2 separate regions of the Homo sapiens genome follow, and region 2 is linked to region 1. A link is an interaction called in ENCODE POLR2A ChIA-PET data of the cell type or tissue named here. Cell type or tissue: Panc1. All regions are shown on one strand. Links, peaks and the distances in the headings refer to the core of each region. The heading gives the core; the rest is flanking DNA.

What was found. Peaks named below come from ENCODE experiments on the same cell type or tissue, not always from the same donor. Only the 100,000 strongest peaks of a DNase experiment are listed, where the experiment ranks them.
Region 2: POLR2A ChIA-PET joins it to region 1 with 6 read pairs; 1 of 35 experiments calls an interaction of 5 or more read pairs at or near these places.

The regions. Positions count from the first base shown.
Region 1 is chr12:54,251,998-54,257,377 of GRCh38, reverse strand. CBX5 (chromobox 5) reads left to right here. Exons shown (of 5, transcript NM_012117.3): 3 at 5,151-5,337. It also overlaps the pseudogene RN7SL390P. Among named protein-coding and RNA genes, the nearest start is that of SCAT2, 7.9 kb to the left of the region's middle. RefSeq lists an enhancer at 254-915. In Panc1, for the core only: no CTCF peak of the experiment used is centred there; no DNase peak of the experiment used is centred there; H3K27ac peaks cover 2,750 bases.
Region 2 is chr12:53,827,952-53,833,331 of GRCh38, reverse strand. All of the region lies in intron 1 of LOC105378250 (a long non-coding RNA gene), which reads right to left. Among named protein-coding and RNA genes, the nearest start is that of CISTR, 79 kb to the right of the region's middle. In Panc1, for the core only: CTCF peaks have their summits at 2,341, 2,543 and 3,951; no DNase peak of the experiment used is centred there; H3K4me3 peaks cover 727 bases; H3K27ac peaks cover 4,833 bases.

The DNA.
Region 1 (5,380 bases), core at 56-5,055:
GTAAAGAAAACAAAATCTCTCCGCTTGTGGAGCTTACGTTCTAATGATACTGCTTTTGAAAGGCAGTATAATGAATTGGTTAGGAGCACAGACTCGAGAGTCAGATTGCTTGGGTCTAGATTCTAACTCCACCACTTATGATACAAACTGGATGGCCTTGGCTAATTTCCTTAATCATTTTATCTCCTCAGTGAAATAAGGATAAGCAGTAGTGCTTATAAGGCCAGGCGTGGTGGCTTGCACTCTAATCTCAGCACTTTGGGAGGCTGAGGCGGGTGGATCACCTGAGGTCAGGAGTTTGAGACCAGCCTGGCCAACATGGTGAAACTCCATCTACTAAAAATAAAAAAATTAAGTGTGGTGGCAGGTCCCTGTAATCCCAGCTACTCCAGAGGCTGAGGTAGGAGAATCACTTGAACCTAGGAGGCGGAGGTTGCAGTGAGCCAAGATTGCGCCACTGCACTCCAGCCTGGGTGACTGTGTTTTTAGTAGAGGCAGGGTTTTGTCATGTTACTCAGGCTGGTCTCGAACTTCCAGGCTCAAGTGAGCCACCTGCCTTGGCCTCCCAAAGTGCTGGGATTACAGCCGTGAGCCACCGTGCCTGGCTGTGAAATTAATTTTAATAATATTTTATTTAACCTAATACGTGAAAAATACTATTTCAGCGTTAATCAGTACAAAAGTTATTAATGAAATTTGTGTGTGTGTGTGTGCTAAGACTTGAAAATCTGGGATGTATTTTATACTTTATAGTGCATCTCCATTCAAACTAGCTGCATTTCAAATAGGCACATGTGGCTAGTGGTTACCATATTGGATGGCACAGCTCCTGCAGTCTAGGACCTAAATACACTAAAAGATACAGTGGTTTACCAATACTTTTGGATAAAGGCTATGTGTCAAGAACCTTTGAAACATACTGGAGGTTATTTCATTACATGACTCAAGGTTTCTCATCTGGAGAATTATTGGCGTTGTAGGTGGGATCATTCATGCATTGCAGGATGCTTAGCATCTCTAGCACCCAGAGTGCAAGTATGGGTAGCACAACAATCAGAAGATGCCCTCTGTTTGTAGAGAGGAGTGGTATCACAGCTTCCACTAGAGATGAGAACTGTTAAAGTTTGAGAGACCTCTAGAGCACTAACAGATAGGAACTAAAGTAACACCAGAAGATTTTGAAGATGTTTATTGGGCCCATTTCCACTGGAAATATTTGGGTGTTTGAAAGATACTTGAAACTCTTTCTCTGTCATTGAGCTACTGGTACCTTACCATAGATGAAAGGGGAAAAGGTAAGGTTTGGGGTAGACAAAGTAAACATTGGTCCTTTTTCAGAAATGCCCTGGATTTCATAAAAGACTGGAACAAATCAGCATTGTCTATAACTAAATGCCTACTTTGTGCTAGACAGTGATCAAATTCTACCTCTTGTGCTCTCTTCGATTCTCACAAAAGCATTTAGAGTCCAGGCATGGTGGTATGTACCCGTGGTCCCAGCTACTAGGGAGGTTGAAGTGGGAGGATTGCTTGAGTCCAGGAGTTTTGGGCTGTAGTGCACTAAACCGATCAGGTGTCTGCATTAAGTTTGGCATCAATATAGTGACCTCCCAGGAGTGAGGGACCACCAGGTTGCCTAAGTAGGAGTGAACCAGAGCAGGTCAGAACTCCCATTTTGAGCATTAGTAGGATCGTACCTGTGAATAGCCACTGCACTCCTGTCTGGTTAACATAGCAAGACCCTTGCCTCTTTCAAAACTTTAATTCTTTTTTTAATTTAAATTTTTACATATTTTTATCTTTTTTTTTTTTTTTTTTTGAGACAGAGTCTCTCACTATCGCCCACGCTGGAGCTCAGTGGCGCGATCTCAGCTCACTGCAACCTCCGCCTCCCGGGTTCAAGCGATTCTCCTGCCTCAGCCTCCCGAGTAGCTGGGATTACAGGTGCCTGCCACCACGCCCAGCTAACTTTTTGTATTTTTAGTAGAGACAGCATTTCACCATGTTGGCCAGGCTGGTCTCGAACTCCTGACCTTGTGATTCGCCCACCTCAGCCTCCCAAAGTGTTGGGATTACAGGCGTGAGCCACCACGCCCTGCTTTTTTATCTTCAAAATAGAGACAGGGTCTCACTGTGTTACCCAGGCTGGTCTCGCTCTCTTGGGTTCAAGCGATCTGCCTGCCTTGGCCTCTTGAAGTGCTGGGATTATAGGTGTGAATCACTATTCCTGGCCAACCCAGGCTCTTTTTAAATCATACTATGTTGTCTTTTGGGTGGAAACTGAAGTAGAAGCAGCAGTACCAAAGTGTTAGGAAAAGGGATAATCGCATTATAGGACTGGCTTTTCTAGCTATCAACAGATTCTTCCCAACCCCCAAGTGTATTCGGCTTGTGTAATAGTCTTGGTACACCTTTTGATATTGGTATGTTAATTTCCTCTGGGATGGTAAACTATATGGTCTGTGGGTTTTGGGGAAAGTTACTGTGTGAGGAATTTTTTTTCTTGACTTCTTTTCTTTTTTTGAGACAAGAGTTTTGCTCTTATTGCCCAGGCTGGTGTGCAATGGCGTGATCTTGGCTCACTGCAACCTCCTTCTCCCGGGTTCAAACGATTCTCCTGCCTCAGCCTCCTGAGTAGATGGGATTACAGGCGCCCGCCACCACGCCCTTCTAAATTTTGTATTTTTATTAGAGATGGGGTTTCACTGTGTTGGCCAGGATGGTCTCGACCTCCTGACCTCAGGTGATCCACCTGCTTCTGCTTCCCAAAGTGCTGGGATTAGAGACTTGAGCCACCGTGCCCGGCCGAGGAATTTTTTTTCTGCTGAGAGAAGGGATATAAAGGAGAAACTTTCCCATATTAGCTCAAATGATTTAGAAATAAATTTTGTCTCAATATTATGTTCCTTTTGTAGAAAGTTGTTTAGGTCAAGAGTAAATAGCTCAGATTTTTCCGTCTTTCTGCTTTCTACTTGAGTCAGGTTATTATGGCATGTGTTCAAATCATTCCCATCTAAATAAACCTTTTTTTTTTTTTTTTTTTTTTGAGATGGAGTTTCACTCTTGTTGCCCAGGCTGGAGTGCAATAGCTCGAACTCAGCTCACCACAACCTCCTGCCTCCCGGGTTCAAGTGATCCTCCCTCCTCAGCCTCCTGAGTAGCTAGGATTACAGGCAGGTGCCACCATGCCCGACTGCTTCAGCCTCCCAAAGTACTGGGATTACACGCATGAGCCACCGTGCCTGGCTGAATTTTGGGTTTTTAAATAGCTTTATCGAGGTATTATTTAAACACCATAACATTCACCCATTGAAATTGTACAATTCAGGCTAGATGCGGTGGCTCACATCCATAATTCCAGCACTTTGAGTGGCCGAAGCAGGCGGATCACTTGAGGTCAGGAGTTCGAGACCAGCCTGGCCAACATGGTGAAACCCCGTCTCTACTAAAAATACAAAAATTGGTGGCGCATGCCTGTAATCCTAGTTACCGGGGAGGCTGAGGCCGAAGAATGGCTTGAACCCAGGAGACAGGTTGCAGCGAGCCGATATCACACCACTGCACTCCAGCCTGCAAGACAGAGTGAGACTCCATCTCAAAAAAAAAAAAAATTGTACAATTCAGTGATTTTTTTTTTTTTTTTTTTTTTTGAGATGGTATCTCACTCTGTTACCCAGGTGGGAGTGCAGTGGTGCAATCACGGTTCACTGCAGCCTCAACCTTCTGGGCTCAAGGGATCCTCTCATTTCAGCCTCCCAAGTAGCTAGGACTACAGGTGCAAGCCACCATGCCTGAGTAATTTTTAAATCTTCTGTGGAGACAGGAGTCTTGCTATGTTGCTTAGGCTGGTCTTTGAACTGTTGGGCTCAAGTGATCTGCTCACCTTAGCCTCCCAAAGTGCTGAGATTACAGGCGTGAGTCACTGCGCCCAGCCCAATTAAATTATTATTATTGTTTTTTTTTGAGATAGAGTCTCAGTCTGTTGCCCAGACTGGAATGCAGTGGTGCAGTCTTGGCTCACTACAACCGCAGCCTCCCAGATTCAAGCAGTTCTCATGCCCTAGCCTCCTGCGTAGCTGGGACTGCAGGTGTGCACCACCAAGCCCAGCTAATTTTTGTATTTTTAGTGGAGACAGGGTTTTGCAATATTGACCAGGCTGGTCTCGAACTCCTGAGTGCCTCTCAAAGTGCTGGGATTACAGGCGTTAGCCACTGTGCCTGGCTCCAATTAAATGATTTGGAATAAATTTATAGAGCTATGCAACCACCACTATGATCCAGTTTCAGAACATTTTTGTGTCCCCCAAAATTCTCTTGATTCCCATTTGTAGTTAATTACAACTCCCTCCCTCAGCCCCAGGCATTCACTGATCTGCTTTTTTTTTTTTTTTTTTTTTTGAGACAGAGTCTGGCTTTTTCGCCCAGGCAGGAGTGGCACAATCTCAGCTCACTGCAACCTCCCCTTCCCGGGCTCAAGCAATTCTCCTGCCTCAGCCTCCCGAGTAGCTGGGACTACAGATGTGTACCACCACACCAAGCTAATTTTTGTAATTTTAGTAGAGACACGGTTTCACTGTGTTGGCCAGGCTGGTCTCAAACTCCTGACCTCAAGTGATCTGCCTGCCTCGGCCTCCCAGAGTGCTGGGATTACAGGTGTGAGCCACCGTGCCCGGCTGATCTGCTTTCTGTCTCTATAAATTTGTCTTTCCCAGACATTTCATGTAAATGGAATTAGTATGTAGTATCTTGTGTCTTATTTCTTTCACTTAGTATAATGTTTTTGGGGTTCTTCCAAGTTGTAGCATGTTTTAATATTTTGCTTATTGTTGTTGGATAATATTCCTTTGTATGGATATACCACATTTTGTTTTTCCATGTCACCATCCATTGATGAACATTTGAATTTGTTTTCTGTTTTTGGCTATTAAAATGCTGCTGTAAACAATTGTAAATAAGTCTTTGTGTGGGCTTTTTTTTTTTTTTCATTTTTCCTGGGTAGAAATCTAGGATCAAATTTGTTATCTTCTTTAAAGCATAGGGTTTCTCTGTCCTTTTTGTCCGAATGTCCTCTTTGAAATAAGGCATTGGATTTTTTTCCTCATTCTTTACCCCCCCCTTTTTTTTTTAATTTTCCCATTTTTCTTACCCAGGGAGCACAATACTTGGGAACCTGAGAAAAACTTGGATTGCCCTGAGCTAATTTCTGAATTTATGAAAAAGTATAAGAAGATGAAGGAGGGTGAAAATAATAAACCCAGGGAGAAGTCAGAAAGTAACAAGAGGAAATCCAATTTCTCAAACAGTGCCGATGACATCAAATCTAAAAAAAAGAGAGAGGTAAGCTTCCTTTCCCTTTTCCCCAAAAACTATTCTTTTGCCA
Region 2 (5,380 bases), core at 301-5,300, 420 kb after region 1:
ACAAATTAAGTGGCTTAAGCAAGAGAAATTTATTGTCTCTCCATTCTGGAGGCTGGAAGTCCAAGACCACAGTGTCAGGAGGGTTGATTCCTTCTGAGGGCTGTGAGGGAAAACCCGTCCCGTGCCTCTCCCCTAGCTTCTGGTGCTCTGCTGGGAATCTTTGGTGTTCCTTGGCTTGTAAACACATTACCTGGGCCCTTGCCTTCATCTTCACATGCCATTTTCCCTGTCTTAAAAAAATGTTACATCTCATTCATTTTTGTACATTCCATAGCAACTAGACCAATGTGTTATTCATAATAGGTACTTTAAAATTTAAAACCTAGTTGTTTTGTTTTGCTTTTTTTAACTTCAATGGGAGAAATGAGGAAGGGTCTGAAGATTAAACACTCACTCAGGTGGCTAGTGCTAGCTGGACAGGTAATGACACTGCTCTTGATTGTAAGGATAGCCGTGGGACAAGAAGAAATGGAAAGGAGGAGAGAAACCCCACAATACCAAGCTCTGTACTTCCCCCACTGGGAGTTCCTTCTCTCTAAGAGTTGAACTGCCTAAAGTTTTTCCAAGAGAAAACCCAAGCTGTCTGGGAGCTATGACTGCCCCCAGGGGTCTTAACAGCTTCTCTTGAGTACCAGAGCCCTAGACCTGATTGGAATGGAATCAGAGAATCTTAAAGTGAGAAAGGACCTTAGAGATGCAGCTTCCCATCAGAATGGTTGTGGTCAACTCCAAGTTTTCTGGGCTAACGTGGGAGGGCTGTGACACAGTTCTTGTCAAGTCAGTTTTTAAAAAATGAAAATTATTTATTTGGGACTTTTTAATGTAGGCTTTTTTTTAATGTTCCAAAAATGTGCATCTACCTTCAGAATTGTCTTAGAAATTATGTCTCATAAGTACACCTTGCTGGGGAATAAAGGAGAAGGCAGTCTTGATTAGGAAAAGACATTGAATGAGAGTTGACTCCATTATTCCTGCAGCTCACCTGAGACCTGGGGGTTAGGATAAAATAATTTCATTGTAATATCAGGGCCTCAAATATACTTGTTAGTAAATGTATTAATCTACTCTTTTCATGGAGCTTTGCCCTCATATGTCTTCCTACCTTCTCTTACTAACTCTGCATTTGGAAGGAGCAAAGAATTCCAGACATTTGAGCTTGGGAATTCCAGAGGCACAGCTAATCAATGGTCTATCACGGGAGCCTTGAAGTGAGGACACCTTCACCCTAAATACCTAGGGCTAATTCAATTAGTGGCCTCAATGGAATAAAAGTAGGGGAGACTCCCCCAGTGGCCATCAACCAGTAGACATGATCAGGGCCTGCAGTATGAGCTGGGCTCAAAGCCATTAAGACTAGAGCCGCCCTCCCTTTGCTTAGGATCAGTTCTTTGCACCAAAGACATTCATTCAAAATAACTGGCCAGTGGCCATAGTGTAAATGGCCTTGTATACCATGACACCATAGGTGTCAGTTTCTTCTTTTAAACAAATGTCATATCAAGTCAGGAAATAACTCTGATAGCTAATGACAACAGGAGTCAGAAAATGGTTGGTACAAAGAGCTTGCAAACACACTACAGAGCCTCACTGAGCAAGATGTACTCATGGACGGAGAGCATTGGCATCACTTGGAGGCTTACTAAACATGCAGAATTTTCAGACCCCACTATAGAGTCACTGAATCAGAATATGCACTTTAACAAGGCTTCAGCTGATTTGCATGCTTATTAATATTTCAATGCATTAATGAAGAGGATAAGGGTTTACTAGTTAACAGCTGTGTGACCTTGAGCAAGTTATTTGACTTCTTCATAGCTCAGTTTCCTGATCTATAAAGCGGGAATGATAATAGTATCTCCTCATCCAATTGCTGTAAGACCTTAGTTAACACATGAAAGGCTTAGAACAATGCCTGGCACTGGTAGGCATTCAGTGACTACTAGCCATTATTAATATTATCTTTGATGCACTCCTTTATGGTGAAAAGACAGACCTCGAAGTGATAAGTGGGGAGAATATATGTTTGTGTGTGTGTGGTGGAATGGAGAGAAGGGCACTGACAACAGGAGGAATTTTTTTTTTTTTTTGAGACGGAGTCTCGCTCTATCACCAAGCTGGAGTGCAGTGGCGCAATCTCAGCTCACTGCAACCTCTGCCTCCCGGGTTCAAGCAATTCTTCTGCCTCAGCCTCCCAGGTACCTGGGACTACAGGCACATGCCACCATGCCCAGCTAATTTTTGTATTTTTAGTAGAGATGGGGTTTCACCATGTTGGCCAGGATGGTCTCGATCTCTTGACCTCGTGATCCACCCACCTCGGCCTCCCAACGTGCTGGGATTACAGGTGTGGGCCACCGTGCCTGGCCTACTTCTTTAATTAATAATGACTCAATTGTGGGAGCATTCAGCCAAGCTTGGGGTACCCAGAGCTCCAGGACAAGTGACTGGTCATTCATATCATAGATTTATCAACATGTACCATTGGCAGGCCCTCTGCTGGTACTAGAGATATTGTGGTAAACAAGACAGACAAGGCCACAGCCCAGAAGTTAGAGAAGATCTGTAAGGTCCATTAACACTAAAGGAAGTCAGGCCTATCAGCATTATGTTGTTGTGCTTCATTTAGACAAACTAATCGTGGGGCCTTGGAAATTTGGTTTGGCTCTCTCCACAGAGTTTATTAACCTGATAGTTGCTCCAATTCTCTTTCCTTCCACTTCTCATAGGCAGCCAGCTAGAGCAGCTCTGCAGCTCAGTTGGCTGGATCAACTGTGGAGCTGAATGCGATGACCAAGAGCTGGCTATTTTAGAAGCTGAACCCTCAGCTTCACTTTGAGATGGGAAGATCCAGTGGGCCTGTTGTCCACACAGTCCTAGTTTTGGGGAATTGCCTTTCTAAAATGCAGGTCCTATCTTGTTACTCCTCTGTTTAAAAACCTCTAATGGTATACAAGGCCATTTACACTCTAGCCCCAAACTATTTGGCAGTCTCATTACAAATTACCACCCCTCCCTAGCATGCACTCCATATCCTAACTACAAGAGTGGCTGAAAACTGGAGCTCTACTCAGAACTGGGATTCAAACCTAAGCTCTGTTGCTTACTGTATATGTGAAACAGGGCAAGTTACTCAACCTAAGTCTCTGTTTTTGCATATGTTAAATAGTAATAACAAAACAATAATAAAAATAGCTTATTCATATCAGGCACTGTTCTAAGCACTTTGCATCTATTGATCACTTAATTTTCACTACAGAGCAACTACATAGCATTGTTGTGAAGATTAAGTGAATCAACACATGCAAGTTCCTAGAACAGTGTATGATATGAATATGAGCTATTTTTATCATTTTTTAATTATTATTAATATTAACAAAAACAAATAGCCTTTATCATGCCTCCATACCTTTAGTAATATAGTTCCTTCTCCCTGGACATGCTAACTCCCTTCTCTGTGCTGCAAACTCCTAGTGTTCCTCCAAAAGATCCAGCTTTTCAGGCTTCTGTACCCAGAATAAGTCACCTCTTCTATGCATATACTCATAGCACTCTAAATACTCTATACCACACTTATTCTAGTGCACTGAAAATAATGTTTGCAAGCTTACAAACACTTTCCACCACTAGACTGTGAACATCTCAGCAGTAAAAATCCTATCTGGTTTACTCTATATCACTAGGGCTGACTCTAACATATGGAACACAGCAGGTACTAAATGAGTGCTTGTTGAGTTAATAAACGGAGGTCTGACTGAATGAGTAAATGCTTTCAGGAAAGGCCCTAGAACGGAGTTCCAGAGAAAAGCAGGCTTGGGGAGTGAAACAGTCTAGGTATCTTCTGCCCTGCATCTCCCACCTCCTCAGCAGCAAAGCCAGCCACCAGCACATGCTCCCCACCTTCACTAGGCCTGACTGCACCTCCCCACCAAGAACACCCCCCAGTACCCCCTCTTGCTATAGACACTCCACTCACTTCTGCCTCTGGCAGTGACAGAAATGAAGAGGATTACATCATTTGTTACAACAAAATGGTTATTATAGTAATAAGTATAATTAGCATCAGACAATTACAATAATAACACATTTCCTGCTGCAAAGGTACTTTTTTAACAAACAGGTTTATTTAATGCCCCCTACACTCCCCCCTTAAGAAAAAACAACTCTTTTCACGAAGAGCAGAGGCCTCTTTCATTCTGAGATGCTATCTTAATGAAGGAACATTATTGACAAACCCCATAAAATGGGAGCAGATTCCCTTGGAGTAAAATCTCTCTTCCTCTCCCTCTGGTTTCTCTGGGGAAAAGAAAACCTGTGTCTCTCTTTCGAGGGATTAGGAGAACTGGTTGAAGGATAGACAAGATAGGGCCAGGGAGAGGCAAAAAGAAAAATTTTCTTAGACAGCTAGAGCTTAATATCAGTTGTTAACTGTCTCTCATCCTTTCTTCCTGGGTTGGACACACCAGGAAGAGAAAACAAGGCATTCATTCATAGTGGTGAATGAGTGTCTTAGGTATTTTTCCAAGCTGTAAGGGAGCAAGAAGTGCTTAGAGTGAGATGGCACAAAGATCTAGCAGGAGGTCGAAAATGAAAATAAATGAAAAAATAAAGAGGGCACAATCTTACGTCACACAGACATACCTGCATTAGATGCATACACATGCTCATACTCAATCTTTTTAGTTATCTCCTGCTTCTTCCAAAAAATAATTAGGAAGAGATTACAGTGATGACATTTAATAGAGGATTTAAAAATTAGATAGGTAGCCAGGCGCGGTTGCTCACGCCTATAATCCCAGCACTTTGGGAGGCCAAGGCGGGTGGATCATGAGGTCAGGAGTTTGAAAACAGCCTGGCCAACACAGTGAAGCCCCGTTTCTACTGAAAATACAAAAACTTAGCCGAGTGTGGTGGCAGGTGCCTGTAATCCCAGCTACTTGGGAGGCTGAGGCAGGAGAATCTCTTGAACCTGGGAGGCGGAGGTTGCAGTGAGCCAAGATCGTGCCATTGCACTCTAGCCCAGGCGACAGTGCAAGACTCCATCTCAAAAAAAAAAAAAAAAATTAGATAGGTGAGGATATCAGTATACACTTAAGCATTTAATGAACTTGATGGCATATACATAAGGGCATGTGTACCTTCCAAGCATATTTATAGACTTAGGCACACCCCACATACATACATAGGAATATACCCTGCACATAGTAGGCTCTCAATAAACACTTTTTGAATTCAGGAAACAATCCCACCCCTAAATACAAAGAAATATAAAAATAAGTAGTTCAAAAAGATGCAACCTAAGATACAGACATATAAATACATATAAACATTCGCACATAAATATGAATGTGAATATAATATTAATACATGCCTCAAATATATA